Linked DNA regions of Homo sapiens: region 1 is linked to region 2. Evidence: read pairs that join two places in POLR2A ChIA-PET (ENCODE). Cell type or tissue: OCI-LY7. All regions are shown on one strand. Links, peaks and the distances in the headings refer to the core of each region. The heading gives the core; the rest is flanking DNA. Region 1 overlaps RALY (RALY heterogeneous nuclear ribonucleoprotein). Region 2 has its middle 72 kb from the start of CHMP4B.

Region 1 (5,255 bases), core at 256-5,255, 190 kb after region 2:
TGCCCTTACTGGGCCTGGATGGTTGGAGAGGTTGTAGTGAGGTAGTGAGGATCCCAACAGCCATCAGGGTCCGGCAAGCCCTTCCTCTTCACTCCAGGGCTTGCTAGGAGCCAGCAGAGGTGTGTAGTGCAGGCCTCCCAGCCCCTCACCAGCCACACACGTTTGTAGCCGGAGCTGCAATACCGCCCTGGTGGCCACAAGCCATGCTGCAGCCTCTGGCCCATCTGCCCTCACAGGCTCTTCGACTACCGGGGCCGTCTGTCGCCCGTGCCAGTGCCCAGGGCGGTCCCTGTGAAGCGACCCCGGGTCACAGTCCCTTTGGTCCGGCGTGTCAAAACTAACGTACCTGTCAAGCTCTTTGCCCGCTCCACAGCTGTCACCACCAGCTCAGCCAAGATCAAGTGTGAGTGACTGTATCATATTCCTAAGTAATTTGCATTTTTATCATTAGCAAAATAATAGAATCACATTTTTTACATTGGAACATAGATAAAACAACAAGTCTTCCACAGTTCTGCTGCTCTAACACAGCCAAGTATTTTCATGCATTTCTAAGAGGAAACAGCTGATGTTTTAGGAGGAGGGGTTGTGTTGGGCACAGAGAGTCCAGTGCTGGATATGGTGCCCAGTGAAGAAATGGTGCCATCTTTCCTCTAGTAAGGATAAGGACAGGTCTACCCAGGCCCATTACTCCACATTCACTCTGGTACACACATGCTGCTTAACTAATCACCCAGGAATTCAGATTCCAAAAGACACATGTTCTTGCTCAGGTGCACACAGAAGAGCACACCACACATACACACCTGTGCTCCTGTCTGTCTTTGGTCCCTTTCAGAGTTGAGAGATCAGGAGAAAAGATAGCCAGGTTCAGAAGTGTGTGCTGTCACTGTAGGGATGGACGCCAGGTAGTCTAAGGAGGAGACCTTTTTCCTAAGCAGGGAAAAAACAAAACAAAACAAAAAATAACTGCTTTCCTGGTTGAAAGAACAGGGCTGAGGTTTTGTGCTAGTGTCAAGCCTCCAGCCCCCTAGGTGACAGCCCTGTCCCCCCTCCACTCCCAGTAAAGAGCAGTGAGCTGCAGGCCATCAAGACGGAGCTGACACAGATCAAGTCCAATATCGATGCCCTGCTGAGCCGCTTGGAGCAGATCGCTGCGGAGCAAAAGGCCAATCCAGGTCAGCCTCTGAGGATTCTCACCCACCTCCATGACCAGGGCACAGGGCAGAGCATGGGGAAATAGTACATGGGAGAGAGGAGCTAGGGTGGCCCTGCAGATCCTGGACCACCTGCACTCACCATGCTGAGGCCAGCTTCCGCTAAGGTGCTGCCCTAGACAGCTACCCCAGGCTGAGTTTTATTCTCCCCTCCTCCACCCCTTCCCCTCAAGATGGCAAGAAGAAGGGTGATGGAGGTGGCGCCGGCGGCGGCGGCGGTGGTGGTGGCAGCGGTGGCGGTGGCAGTGGTGGTGGCGGTGGCGGTGGCAGCAGCCGGCCACCAGCCCCCCAAGAGAACACAACTTCTGAGGCAGGCCTGCCCCAGGGGGAAGCACGGACCCGAGACGACGGCGATGAGGAAGGGCTCCTGACACACAGCGAGGAAGAGCTGGTGAGGGCCTGGCCAGGGGCACGACTGGGACTCGACTGTGCTCCTACTCTCAGGAGGCCAACAGGGGAATGGGCAGCCTGAGCTGGTTGCCCCCACTGTGAACTTCCTGTTCTCTCCTTCCCAGGGGTTCTGGTCCTGGGGGAAAGAGGGAAGAATGAGCAGGGGGCACTTGCCTATCTCAGACACCATCAGAAGTCCCACTGAGGCCTAGGGCAGACCTCCCCCAAATGCGGGCACATTCTGGCCTCCGGTTTCCACATGAGTTGGAGAATGGGAGATTCGGACATAAGGGAGCACACACGGCCTGCAGAGCTTCAGAGCAGGGCTGGGGTGGCTTGTGGAGGCCACAGCCAGGAGGTGGGTTTTTCTAAAAGCCATTGCTGCTTAAGCATGAAGCAAAAGCTGTCTCATAAGGGGGTGAGCTCCCCGCCTGTTACTAGAACTATTCAGGCTGAGGCCGGCAGGCCATTTGACAAGGAGCTTATGTTGAGTGGGAGGGTGGACCAAACTCTGAGTCTGTGGGATATGGGTTGTACACTTGCTGCTCATTTACTTAATGAGCGCTCATTGAGCACCAAGACCCAGATCATACTCTCTAACTTCACATAACCTTAACAAGAGCCCTGTACTATGCAGAGTATTCTGTTCCCACATTTTACCCTGTGAGGAAATCGAGGCTCAGAAAGGCTGAGTGGCATGCTCAGGGCATCAGCTCGTAGGGACTGAGCCAGGGTTGGAGTCCAGACTGACTTGCTGGATCTGCAGCTTTCTCCTTTTCAGCACTGCTGGGTTCTATCGTGAGAACAGATGGGCTCATGGCCATGACGGTTAGGAGGTCTGCCTTATGCTAGCTCATCTCTCCTTTGAGCGTAGCCTGATCCTTCATCTTATTTTCTCAGGCATAGCAGTGTCCATAAAGGCCCTAACAAAGACTTGGATGCCCCCAGAGATGGGGAGCTCACCAGTCTATAAGGCTTTCAGCCTTCTCCAGTGCAGGCTCTCTGCACAGAAATGGGGCTCCTGCCACTCCCAGAACACCCTTCACTGGCCTGTGTGGGGTCCTCAGACCACCCTTCCAAGTTCCCAAGCCAGCTTTGTTGGCTGGTCCCATAGTCATTCCCCTTGGCTGTTCCTGCGTCTTCTGACTGTGTCCTCTAGATGCCCTCTGGACCATGAAGTTTTTCTGGACAAATGGCTCAGGGCAGGACTCAGAGCTGGCAATGAGTGATGTGTGGTCTCTCTTACCTCCTCCCTATCAGGAACACAGCCAGGACACAGACGCGGATGATGGGGCCTTGCAGTAAGCAGGTACAGGGGTCCTGTCCTGATGGGCAGAGGGTGGGGAATCAGTGAAGTGGAGGTTGTGCCTTTTCCCTGGATTGGGCAGGAAGTGTCACGAAGCATACCTGGCCAAGTAGCACTGACTATACCCAAGAATGAAGTCCCCTCCATATCTAGCCATCCCGTCACACCCCTTCATGCTTGGGGCTTGCCATGCTGAGGAAGCAGGTGCCGTAGATGGGCCAGGCGGGCCCACCTAGCAAGGGTTCCTTCCCTCAGCACACTCAGCCATGTTGCCTGTCTCTGCCCTTGAGGAGCTCCTAGTCTGGTAGAGGAAGACATAAGCCATTACCACCTAGTGTGAGCAGGATAACAATAGAGCGAGGCCAGGTCATGGAAGAGATGATGTGTAGCTGAGCCTGCTAGTGATTGAGGGAGCAATGTTCCACACCAGGGGAATGGCCTTAGCCATACAGAGCTGTGACAGTCCTTGGTATGTGGTGAGGCCAAGAGCCTCCTGTGGCTGCAGTGCCCCCCTAGTTGGTAGAGGACTCTGCTTATTGTCAGAGGGTGATGATTGTGAAGGGCCGTATGTGTCAGGCTTAGGGGCTGGGATTTGATTCTTTCATGGGGAGGAAATGCCCTGTGTGACAGGAGCTGCACCTGCTTTCTCTGAGTTCATCTTCAATCCCACAAGCTGATGATTGTACCAATATAATAGATGTGGAAACAGACACTAAAGGGTGCAGGGAGATAAGGTAGTAGTTGGTGGAGCCTGGATTTCAGCCCAGTGGTGTGTGGCTTCAAAGCCCACTCTCTGGCCACTGTTTACCATCTACTCTGCCCTACCTTAAAGGAAAGCCAGGCCACACCTGGCTGTGCCTACTACTCTCTGACCCATTCCCTTGGGGTGGCTTGGGTGGAGGAAGGTCTCAAACACTAGTGTTTCCAGGGAGGTGTCTGGATAGATGACACATTTATGCTGTAGTAAGATATCCCACCAGCAAAGGCTTCCAGAAGAGCTTTAGAAAATTGTACATATGCAGTCTTCTTTTGGAACTTCTTGGTTTGTTTTGCCTGGGATGCAAACAAACCTCCATATCCAGCCATCCTGCTACACCCCTTTGTGCCTGGTGCTTTCCAAAGCTTGTTAAAATAGTTCACAGGTGAGTTATATGGGCTCAGGTGAGGAAATGGAGGTTCAGAGAGCGGGTGAGACTTGCCCAAGGTTACATGGCCAGGAAATTATGAGGCCACAGCCAGAGTGCAAGAATCTCTCTGTCTCCAGACATCATTCCACCCTTTCTTCCCTACCCCTTTTATCAGCAACAGGGTCTCTTCCTCTCAGCCTTAGTCTCTTCTTTCTCTCTCTCTCTTTCTCAGCCTGACAGGAGCAATGGCCACCAGCAGGTGAAGGGCATCGCTGCCCCAGGCCTCAAGCCGGGCACCCAACCCTGGATGCCACCCCCCAGCGGGTACCAGAGGAAAGCTGGCAGCAGGCGCCTCCTCCCCCAACGCATCCCAGCCAGTGCCATGTCCTCTGCAGGTGGAGTTACTGGCCTACTCCTTCCCCATGAGCCCTCCCTGTCTGCACTGCCCAGGCCAGAGGGTAGAGCACAGGGGTTTCCCCATACTACCTCCCCTCCCCAGGACACTCCCAGGCTTGGGTTTTTTCTATAGGTTTGGCGGGGGGCCACAGGGAGGGGACCCTGACAATAAAGAGATTGGATCCCAACCTGTTCTGAGATGGGATGGTTTGTGTTTTCTCATGAAGATATCCCGGCCCCTCTGCCAACCAAAAAGCTGGTCTAGGGTGCCTAATACTGATCCATCTGGACCTTAGTGTCCTCAGTGGTGATTAAAATGGCCAGTGGGGCCACTGGGGAGGGTTGGATATGCTGGCCCATGAGCATCTTGCTGGCTGAAGTGTCAAGCAGTTGTGACCCACTTGGTTTACCCCATAGTAGGTCAAGACCTTATCTCTTTCCCCAGCTTCTAAGTCTGGTCTTTCCCAGCTCTTAAAAGGATTCTAGAGTCTGCCAGTCTCTACCTTCTCTCTTCTGGCTTAGGACACTATAATTTTTTCATTTGGACGTTGTCCTCCCACCAGCCTCCCAGTCTTCTGCCTCTGCCCTGTACCATCTCCCAGCAGCCACGCAGTCTTTCTGAAACGTATCCCTTCCCTGCCTAAAATCCCTTTACTGACTCTTCATCATCAGGACAAAACCCTACCTCCTGAATGTAGGGTGTAAGATCCTGCTTACTCCAGCCTCTCCTGTTTCTTGTCACCACCCCTTTCCTGCCCCTGACACAAACCCTACATCTCAGTCTCACAAAACACACAAGTTCTTCACACTCCGGGCAGG
Region 2 (5,428 bases), core at 188-5,187:
AGGAGCCTTGTCTTTCGTCCTCACAGAGGCATTCAAACCCCAGTGCCATTCAGAAGTCTGGATATGGCAGCCCCAGGTGACTTAGTGGCTCCATGAAGCTGCCAGGGACTTGGACACCTTTGATCTTCACATTTTAGCACCCTTGGGGTGCGGCTTTAACCCTCTTGTTGCACTTCCAGGCATCTCATCTCCAAATGCCCCATGTCTTCTGTCTTTTGTTTGCTTCTTTGTTTTGAGACAGGGTCTCACTCCATCACCCAGGCTGGAGTGCAGTGGTGTGATTACAGCTCACTGCAACCTCAACCTCCCAGGCTCAAGTGAACCTCCTACCTCGGCCTCCTGAGTAGCTGGGACTACAGGTGTGTGCCACCACACCTGGCTAACTTAATTTTTTTTTTTTTTTTGAGACAGTTTCACTCTTGTTGTCCAGGCTGGAGTGCAATGGTGAAATCTCAGCTTGCTGCAACCTCTGCCTCTTGGGTTCAAGCGATTCTCCTGCCTCAGCCTCCCGAGTAGCTGGGATTACAGGTATGTGCCACCACGCCCGGCTAATTTTGTATTTTTAGTAAAGACAGGGTTTCACCATGTTGGTCAGGCTGGTCTTGAACTCCCGACCTCAGGTGATCTACTGACCTCGGCCTCCCAAAGTGCTGAGATTACAGGCATGAGCCACCGCACCCGGAAATTTTTTTTTTTTTTTTTGTAGAGACAGGTCACGCTATGTTGCCCAGGCTGGTCTCAAACTCCTGAGCTCAAGCGATCCTCCTGCGTCTGCCTACAAAAGTGTTGAAACTACAGCCACAAGCCAACGCGCCCGGCCTTATGTGTTATCTCTTGCCACATAGTGGCCTCTGCTCCAAGGGAAGCGGGAAGAGTGAGTTTTTTCAGTGGTACCTTTCCTCCCCATCCTGAAAACAAATGTGATTCTCCTCCTAAAGAAGTAGAGCAAGTGGGTGTAGAGTTGTTAACATGCAATGTCTGCCACATAAAACATGATCCCCATTTTGGTGAGGAAATCACAGCCTGGAGAGGTGTGGTGATTTACACAGCCTGGATTCGATTGCACTGAGCCTGCCCCACCCTCACCCTGCTCTGATTCAGGGACCCTGGCCTGGCCCTCATCTTTGGTGGTTGCTGTCGTCAAGGCACTGGCCTTGCGTGATGGATGAGCAGGCAGCCTCATTAAACACAAACCCTTGTTGGTTTCCCAAAGCCCACAGGAGCAGCGAGGCCCGGGATCTGGGAGCAGGGAAGCTGAACAGGACCCCATCTGTCCTGTTCCCTCCGGCTTCTGCTCAAACAGGCATTTGTCTGCCATGGCAAGAGGGCAGCCTCAGACACTTCATCTCTGGGCAATTAGGGGGCTGCACGTGAGAAGAGTAATGACTGGCCAGAGGGGATTTATCAGGGGCCAGTGTGGCTGGGCGGGGCTCAAGATTTGACATCCACCTCTTTTCCGAGGGGAAGGAGCTGGTTAGCATCCCTGCCTGGCAGTGGAGCCTCGTTAGCTCTGCCTTCTACTGTCCCTTCCCCCTCCAACGCTCTGCTCCCCACCCCACCTCCTTGTCTCTGCCCTAGATCAGAGGCCAGGCACTAGCTGGATGGTCACACCTGCCTCCTCCATGCTGCCCCCTGTGAACCACTCTCCGCACTGGCTGCTCACAAGTCTGATCACGTCACACACCTCCTCCCTACCTTTAAATCCTTCCATGGCTCCCTACTGCCCAAATCATAAGCAGCTGTTGTGTTCGGGTGGTCCTAGGTGACCAGCTTCCCCACGAGCGATTTCTCTCCTTTGGTTTGATTCGTGTCAAAGATGAGTCTTAGACACTGCCTGATGCTCAAACGGTTTATCCTTTTCTTAAAAAAAAAAAAGATGGGATCTTGCTGTGTTGCCCAGGCTGGTCTTGAACTCCTGGCCTTAACCCATCTTCCTCCCTTGGCCTCCCAAAGTTCTGAGTTACAAGCATGAACCATGGTGCCCGGCCTCAAGTGATTTATTTTGGCTGTGCTGTTACGAGACAGACATCAATGACACGGGCCAGATACACTTAGGAGGTCAGAGGACCAGCTGACCAGGAGGGTCTCTGTGTAGAGACCATCCTCAGAGTTTGGGGGATCCTTCTCCCTTCCCTAGACCTGGGTTCAGTCTAGGTTAGTCGCCAGGTGTTTCTTTCAAAAAAGAAGTTTAAGCTATTCTTGTAAGGGGAAGCTTTGTTTCAAGGTTTATGAAAGTTGCATCTGTGCTGAGGTGGTCTTGTTTTCTGGAAATCCCCTGGCCAGGGTTGGAAATCCTGGGGCCAGGCTGTATCAACTGCTAAGTGACACCTGGTGTCCGGCCTGTGAGATGCTTAAGTGGGTCCTATGGCTCTTGTTAATCTCACAGTTGCAGTATGTCTCTTTTTATACTATGACAGCAACCTCAGCCCTGGTGACCTCAGCTCCCGCGCCGCATCCTCTGTACTCTTGCTCTTCAATTTTTAAGAATGAGTTTCATGATTATGGGTTTCAAAAATTACATTCAGGACTGCGTGTGGTGGCTCATGCCTATAATCCCAGCACTTTGGGACGCCAAGGTGGGTGGATCACTTGAGGTTAGGAGACCAGTCTGGTCAACATGGTGAAACCCTGTCTCTACTAAAAAAAATAAAACTTAGCAGGGCGTGATGGTGCACACCTGTAATTCCAGCTACTCAGGAGGCTGAGGCAGCAGGATCACTTGAATCTGGGAGGTGGAGGTTGAAGTGAGCCGACAACATGCCACTGCACTCCAGCCTGGGTGACAGAGTGAGACTCCATCTCAAAACAAAAACAAAAACAAAAACAATTCAAAAGGCACACAGTAAAACAAGGCTAACTCCTGCATCGTCCTCACCTGCCTAGTCCCCATCACCTGCCACATGCCTTAGTTCCTTGTGTATCCTTCCAGTTTCTTTATGCAAATGTAAATAGGACAAATATGTCGTCATATTTACCACCCCCACACATGCTTTATATACAAATGGTAGCTTATCAGGAACGTGGTTCTATACTTTCATTTTTGCACTTAATACATCTTGGAGATCTTTTTGTATCTGCAGAGAGAAGGCTGCTTCATTCTCTGGTACAGCTTGACCATCATTTCCTTAGCCAGCTCCCAGGTAGTGGATGTTTGTGTGGCAGGTGCTGCTGCTGCCCTGTCCCATATCTCCCACCTACCAGAGCTCACCAGCAGCCCTTTCATTTCTCCAGGCTTTAGCCCACACAGGTCTCTCTGCCTGGGATATGCTTCTGCTTCTTCATCTCAAATCAAGAGTCTGGCAGCCCCGCCAGAGACACTAACCTAACTAGTTCAGGCAGGGCTAGCACTTTGGGCCTCAGGGTCTCCCTTACCTCCTCTGCCTCAGGAATGATCACAGTGGATTAAATCCTCTCCTTATCTGCCTGCCTGGCTGGGAGCACCTGGGCAGGGGTCAGAGCTGTGGGGGGGCAATGGGGAAGATGAGTCAGATTCATCACTATGTCCCAGCACCTCTTACCACATCCCATGGCCTCTAGTGAAGCAGGAGAAGGATTGTATAAAATCCAAACTCCTTCCCGTGGCCTACAAAGCCCTGCTGACCCCGTCCCTGCCTGCCATCACCCCCAACCTCAGGTCCAGCCAGTGTGGCCTTCTTGTTCCTCAGAGACCTCAAACTCGATCCTGCCTCAGGGCTTTTGTTCTTATACTTTCCTCTACTTGGACTCTCTTTTCCCCAGATCTCCTGATTAGACCTCAGCTCAAATGACACTTCCTCCAAGAGGCCTTCCCTGACCACCTTGACTAAAATATCCTACTCACCCCTGCCAACTTTGGGAACCCAAGGCAGGAAGATCAGTTGAGGCCAGGAGTTCAAGACCAGCCTGGGCAACATAGTGAGATCCCATCTTTGAAAAAAAAAAAAAAACACCCCCACTTTCTTAGCAGTTATGGGATGAATTGTGTCCTTCCCAAAGTTTATAGGTTGAAGCCCTAACCCCGAGTACCTCAGAATGTCACTGTGTTTGGAGATAAGGTCTTTAAAGAGGTGAATAAGTTAAAATGAGGCCAGTAGGGCTGGGTCTTAATCCAATCTGAGTGGTGTCCTTTTTGTTTGTTTGTTTGTTTGTTTTGTTTTGTTTTGTTTTTGAGACAGAGTCTTGCTCTGTCTCCCAGGCTGGAGTGCAGTGATGCGATCTTGGTTCACTGCAACCTCTGCCTCTGGGGTTCAAGCAATTTTCCTGCCTCAGTCTCCCGAGTAGCTGGGACTAACAGGCACGTGCCACCACTCCCGGCTAATTTTTTTTTTGTATTTTTGGTAGAGACAGGGTTTCACCATGTTGGCCAGGCTGGTCTTGAACTCCTGAGCTCGTGATCCACCCATCTCGGCCTCCCAAAGTGCTGGGATAACAGGCGTGAGCCACTGTGCCCGGCCTGGTATCCTTTTTAAAAGGGGGAAGCAACACAAGGGATGAGGGTGCACAGAGGGAAGGCCGTGTGAGGACATGGGGAGGAAAGCCGAGGAGGGAGGCCTCCAAGGAAACCCTGCGGGTGCCTTGGTCTTGGACTTGCTGCCTCTGGAACTGTGGGAAAATAAATTTCTGTTATTTGAGCCAGGGGTCCTCAATCCCCTGGCCATGGACCAGTACTGGTCCATGGCCTATTAGGAACCTGGCACACAGCAGGAGGTGAGTGGCTGGTGAGGGAGAGAAGCTTCGTCTGTATATACAGCCGCTCCCCATCACACGAATGGCTGCCTGAGCTCTGCCTCCTGCCAGATCAGCGGCAGCATTAGATGCTCACAGGAGTGTGAACCCTGTTGTGAACTGTTCATGCGGGGGATCTAGGTTGCATGCTCCTTATGAGAATCTAATGCCTGATGATCTGTCACTGTCTCCCGTGACTCTCAGATGGGACCATCTAGTCGCAGGAAAACAAGCTCAGGCTGGACCTGGTGGCTCACGCCTGTAATCCCAGCACTTTGGGAGGCCGAGGCAGGTGGATCACGAGGTGAGGAGTTTGAGGCCAGCCTGACCAACATGGTGAAACCCTGTCTCTACTAAAAATACAAAAATTAGCAGGGCACGGTGGTGAGCGCTTGTAATTCCAGCTACTCAGGAGGGTGAGGCAGGAGAATTGCTTGAACCCAGGAGGCGGAGGTTGCAGTGAGCCAAGATCGCGCCATTGCACTCCAGCCTGGGCGACAGAGAGAGACTTCGTCTCAAAAAAAAAAAAAAAAAAGGAACACAAGCTCAGGGCTCCCACTGATTCTACATTATGGTGAGTCATATAATTATTTCGTTGTATATTACAGTGTGGTAATAATATAAATAAAGTGTACAATAAATATAATATGAATCATCCCCAAACCATCCCCCCCACTATCCATGGAAAAACTGTCTTCCACGAAACCCGTCCCTGGTGCCAAAA

The links. ChIA-PET counts read pairs that join two places held together with the same protein. Peaks named below come from ENCODE experiments on the same cell type or tissue, not always from the same donor. Only the 100,000 strongest peaks of a DNase experiment are listed, where the experiment ranks them.
Region 1: POLR2A ChIA-PET joins it to region 2 with 8 read pairs; 2 of 35 experiments call an interaction of 5 or more read pairs at or near these places.

The regions. Positions count from the first base shown.
Region 1 is chr20:34,075,638-34,080,892 of GRCh38, forward strand. It overlaps RALY (RALY heterogeneous nuclear ribonucleoprotein), which reads left to right. Exons shown (of 10, transcript NM_016732.3): 6 at 237-403; 7 at 1,065-1,178; 8 at 1,391-1,608; 9 at 2,868-2,916; 10 at 4,273-5,255. The coding sequence ends at 2,912. Among named protein-coding and RNA genes, the nearest start is that of MIR4755, 29 kb to the left of the region's middle. RefSeq lists an enhancer at 763-1,962. In OCI-LY7, for the core only: no CTCF peak of the experiment used is centred there; no DNase peak of the experiment used is centred there.
Region 2 is chr20:33,881,029-33,886,456 of GRCh38, forward strand. No RefSeq gene overlaps it. Among named protein-coding and RNA genes, the nearest start is that of CHMP4B, 72 kb to the left of the region's middle. RefSeq lists enhancers at 2,175-2,294, 2,475-2,734. In OCI-LY7, for the core only: a CTCF peak has its summit at 2,324 (motif pointing left); DNase peaks (open chromatin) are centred at 753, 2,303, 2,973 and 3,289; H3K4me3 peaks cover 2,486 bases; H3K27ac peaks cover 4,940 bases.